Regions from separate parts of the Homo sapiens genome. Here region 2 is linked to region 1. A link is an interaction called in ENCODE POLR2A ChIA-PET data of the cell type or tissue named here. Cell type or tissue: OCI-LY7. All regions are shown on one strand. Region 1 overlaps TBC1D10B (TBC1 domain family member 10B). Region 2 has its middle 38 kb from the start of CD2BP2.

Region 1 (2,500 bases):
TCCTGAGGCACCTAGAGCAGGGAGTCAGCTGAACCTGCTCTGAATCGTGGAGAGTAAGTAGGATTGATTTAGTCTTGGCTATGTGTGCAGGGATCGGGGGAAGCCCTGTGGGAGAGTTTTCCAGGCAGGGTTCATGAGCCAACCAAAATCAGAAAGCCTTTGATTGGGTACCAACATTCAGGGTCTTACATGGGAAAGCAACTGAGGTTTGACCCTGGTGCTTTCTAGGCACAAGGACTCGGTTTATAGATGAAGAAACAATTAGTGCAGTTGAGTGAATTGTCCCCCTCAAATAATCTGGATCTGTGTGACCAGTGGCTCTCTCCTCAATAGCAGGCTGTCCTGAGGAACTCGGGCTGAACTTAGTTTGGGGGAGTCCCTCTTGTGTGCCAGGCACTATGCCGGGTGCTGTTTCTTTGCTTTGTAGCTTTGTCCCTGTAAGATCAGCTTCAATGCCAGAGAACTCTACCTCTTGGGCAAGACTGACTGTAATCCATGTTACTTTCGCAGCGTTCAGTGGCTCGCTGCTGTCCACAGGATGAAGTTCAGGCTCTTTGGCCTGCGCATAGCCTCTCTGGTCACCTTTGCCACCATTCCTCACCGGGTGCTTTGCGCTGTGGTCCTGCTGAACTAGTTGTAGTCCTTTCCCCTTCATATTCAGGCTGTGCACCTGCCAAGGGTGCTCTTCTCCCCTTTCTTTGCCTGCTAAGTTCTACTCATTTCTTCATGGCTTACCTCAGATGTCCCCTCCTCCAGGAAGCTTCCCTGATACCCACTGCCCCCACTCCAATTAGATGTGTCTTTGGTGCATCTTTGTCATTGCATTTCCCATGCTGTATTACAGTTATCGCTCCTCTTAGGCTGTAACCTTCTTGAGGGCCAGAAGGTATCTTACTCTTCCCAGCCCTTGGTAGAGTTTGTAACCGACTTATGATAGAAATTAATGAGAGATGGTCTCTCTGTTTAAGGAGCTTCTAGAACAAAGGAAACTAACATTTAACGAGCCCCTTCTATTTAACAGATGTTTATATGCAGTTTCTCAATAGTCTTCTCATAACTTTGTGATGTAGGTGGTGGTGGTGTTTTTTTTGTTTTGTTTTGTTTTGTTTTGTTTTTGAGACGGAGTTTTGCTCTTGTTGCCCAGGCTGGAGTGCAATGGTGCGATCTTGGCTCACTGCAACCTCCGCCTCCCAGGTTCAAGCAATTCTCCTGCCTCAGCCTCCCGAGTATCGGATTGAAGACATGTGCCACCACACCCGGCTGAGTTTGCATTTTTAGTAGAGACAGGGTTTCACCATGTTGGCCAGGCTGGTCTTGAACTCTCGACCTCAGGTGATCCGCTTCTCACTTCTGACACCTCCGCCTCCCAAAGTGCTGGGATTACAGGCATGAGCCACCATGCCCGGCCCGGTGGTGTCTTTTTATAATTGAGGAAGGGACTCAGGTCATCCCTTGACAAAGCTCCCTATTGTCTCAGAGACAGAACTGAAATTTGAACTTAGGTAGGTTTGATTCTTAAGACCCAAGCTTTCTTCCGTTCTACTCACCTCCTAGTACTGGCTCCTACAAGTAAGTGTTTGAAGAATGATGGGGCACCATGAGTATGAACCTCTGACAGAACAGTGAGTAAATAGGGCAGGGAGTCCTTTATTTGCCTGGGGTGATTTCAGGGAGGAGGAGGTAGAGTAAATTGCAGGTGACCCAAGGGATCTTAAACATTTGATAGGACAAAACTCAGATGGTTGCGTCTAAAGAGACAGAAGTACATTTGTTCTGTATTTTATTTTATTATTATTATTTTTTTTTTTGATGGAGTCTCGCTCTGTCATCTGGGCTGGAGTGCAGTGGCACAATCTTGACTCACTGCACCCTCCGCCTCCCGGGTTCAAGCGATTCTCATGCCTCAGCTTCGCGAATAGCTGGGATTTCAAGCACGTGCCACCATGCCTGGCTAATTTTTGTATTTATAGTAGAGACAGGGTTTTACCATGTTGTCCAGGCTGGTCTCAAACTCCTGACCTCAAGTCATCCGCCTGCCTCGGCCTCCCAAAGTGCTGGGATTACAGGTGGGAGCCACCATGCCCGGCCTATTTTATTATTTTATTTTTATTTTTTGTAGAGACAGAATCTCGTTATGTTGCCCAGGCTGGCCTTGAACTCCTGGCCTCAAGTGATCCTCTTGCCTCTGCTTCCCAAAGTGCTGGGATTACAGGCATGAGCTACCATGCCTGGCCCTCTAGGGTATTTTATTTTATGGATAGTAAGGTATTACTTAATGGGCACTTCGCTGTGTGTTATTTCGTATAAACCCCTTCGGGTAGATATTGTTACTTTCTCCACCTTACAGATGAGGAAATTGGGCTTAGCAAAATTAAGTGATTTGCCCAAGGTCACACAATGAATAAATGGTAAAGCTAGGACGTGGATCCAGATCTAATGCAAAATGTGGCTTTAAAATACTCCATACTCTCTCCCCAGATTTGGATGTGTCAGAAGTGAG
Region 2 (2,500 bases), 50 kb after region 1:
AGCCAGCTTGGCCTAGGATTATTTTTATTTTTATTTATTTTATTTTATTTTTTTCCTGTTTTTGAGATGAAGTTTCGCTCTTGTTGCCCAGGCTGGAGTGCAATGGCGCCATCTCGGCTCACCACAACCTCCACCTCCCAGGTTCAAGTGATTCTCCTGCCTCAGCCTCCCGAGTAGCTGGGATTGCAGGCATGCACCACCACACCTGGCTAATTTTGTAGTTTTAGTAGAGACAGGGTTTCTCCATGTTGGTCAGGCTGATCTTGAACTCTTGACCTGAAGTGATCCACCTGCGTCGGCCTCCTAAAGTGCTGGGATTACAGGTGTGAGCCACCGCGCCTGGCCAGGATTATTTTTAAAGAGAAGATTTAACATATGCAATTGTTAGAAAATCTTATAAACATGTTATTCGCTGGGAATGTGCTTCAACCTGTTGGCTAAAGGAACTTTATCAGAATAACTACAGTTATTATCTGACTATTTTCAGGAGTTGAAAAAAATGGTTGCATACATTTCTTTTTTTTTTTTTTTTGAGGCGGAGTCTCGCTGTGTCACCCAGGTTGGAGTGCAGTGGCGCGATCTCAGCTCACTGCATGCTCCACCTCCCGCGCTCACGCCATTCTCCTGCCTCAGCCTCCCGAGTAGCTGGGACTTCAGGTGCCTGCCACCACGCCCGGCTAATTTTTTTGTAGTTTTAGTAGAGACGGGGTTTCACTGTGTTAGCCAGGATGGTCTCGATCTCCTGACCTTGTGATCCTCCCGCCTCGGCCTCCCAAAGTGCTGGGATTACGGGTGTGAGCCACTGCGCCTGGCCCATTCATTTCTTATATTGGTAAACATGACTTCACCTTTACCTTGATTATAAAGTCCCAGTCTACTTTTGAGATTCTTTAGATTTCTGCAGTGTGTAACTCTTTTTTTTTTTTTTTTAAACGGAGTCTCGCTCTGTCACCTAGGCTGGTGTGCAGTGGTGCAATGTAACTCTTAGTGATTCTTAATCTTGGTTGGAATGTGCTATGTTTGGCCTTTTTTTTTTTTTTTTTGGAGACCGAGTCTCACTCTGTTCTCCAGGCCGGAGTGCAGTGGCGAGCTCTCAGCTCACTGCAACCTCCGCCTCTGGGTAAGCGATTCTCCTGCCTCAGCCTCCTGAGTAGCTGGGATTACAGATGTGCACCACCACGCCTGCCTAATTTTTTTGTATTTTTAGTAGAGACTGGGTTTCACCATGTTGGCCAGGCTGATCTCGAACTCCTGAACTCAGGTAATCTGCTTACCTCGGACTCCCAAACAGCTGGGAGTACAGGTGTGATCAACTGTGCCTGGCCTATGTTTGGCATTTAACTGGTGGGGGAGGGATGCATATCTTTGTACATTTTCAGCCTTTTTTGTCCTTCATCTGTTAAAGAGGTCATAGAGTAAGACATTTCCTTTTAATCTTGGCAATTTCCCAGGCCAAATGATAGGTTTCTAGGGTACTTCCAGGACTTAACTGACAAAAGGGGAAGATAAGCGATGCAATTGAGAGCTGAAGTAGGGTCTCTCTTTTTTTTTTTTTTTTTTTGGAGTCTTGTTCTGTCGCCCAGGTGGGAATGCAGCGGCGTGATCTCGGCTCACTACAACCTCCGGCTTCACTACAACCTCCGGCTCACTACAACCTCTGTCTCCCGGGTTCAAATGATTCTCCTGCCTCAGCCTCCTGAGTAGCTGGGACTACAGGCACCACACCACCAGGCCTGGCTAAGTTTTTGTGTATTTTTAGTAGAGGCAGGGTTTCACCATGTTGGTCAGGCTGGTCTCGAACTCCTGACCTCATGATCCGCCCGCCTTGGCCTCCCAAAGTGCTGGGAGTATAGGCGAGAGCAACTGTGCCCGGCGAAGCAGCATCTCTTTTTAAGGTTGTAAGGTAGCTTGGGTTAGAAATAAAGGCAGAGAGCCACTCCATACCTGTAGTTCTAGCTACTGGGGAGGCTAAGACCAGAGGATCTCTTGAGCCCAGGAGTTCAAGGCTGCAGTGAGCTGTAATCACACACTGCACTACAACGTGGGCAACATAGAGTGAGACCTAATTAAAAAATAAATAAATAAATAAATAAATAAATGCAAGGAGAAAGTCATGAACTTGGTGCATTTAGGTGTACAATTAGTTGGCATAAACAATTTTTTTTTTTTGAGATGGAGTTTCTCTCTTGTTGCCCAGGCTGGAGTGCAGTGGCACAGTCTCGGCTCACTGCAACCTCCGCCTCCTGGGTTCAAGTGATTCTCTTGCCTCAGCCTCCGGAGTAGCTGGGATTACAGGTGCCCGCCACCACGCCCAGCTAATTTTTGTATTTTTAATAGATGGGGTTTCGCCATATTGGCCAGGCTGATCTTGAACTCCTGACCTCAAGTGATCCGTCCGCCTCAGCCTCCCAAAGTGCTGGGATTACAGGCGTGAGCCACTATGCCAGCCAAGAATTTTTAAAAAAGGAGTTTCATTCAGCCCACCTCATTCCTCTGCAGG

What was found. Peaks named below come from ENCODE experiments on the same cell type or tissue, not always from the same donor. Only the 100,000 strongest peaks of a DNase experiment are listed, where the experiment ranks them.
Region 2: POLR2A ChIA-PET joins it to region 1 with 5 read pairs; 3 of 35 experiments call an interaction of 5 or more read pairs at or near these places.

Annotation. Positions count from the first base shown.
Region 1 is chr16:30,365,811-30,368,310 of GRCh38, reverse strand. The region is part of intron 1 of TBC1D10B (TBC1 domain family member 10B); the gene reads left to right. Among named protein-coding and RNA genes, the nearest start is that of TBC1D10B, 3.4 kb to the left of the region's middle. In OCI-LY7, no CTCF peak of the experiment used is centred here; no DNase peak of the experiment used is centred here; H3K4me3 peaks cover 1,718 bases; H3K27ac peaks cover 333 bases.
Region 2 is chr16:30,315,952-30,318,451 of GRCh38, reverse strand. It overlaps the pseudogene SMG1P5. Among named protein-coding and RNA genes, the nearest start is that of CD2BP2, 38 kb to the left of the region's middle. In OCI-LY7, no CTCF peak of the experiment used is centred here; no DNase peak of the experiment used is centred here.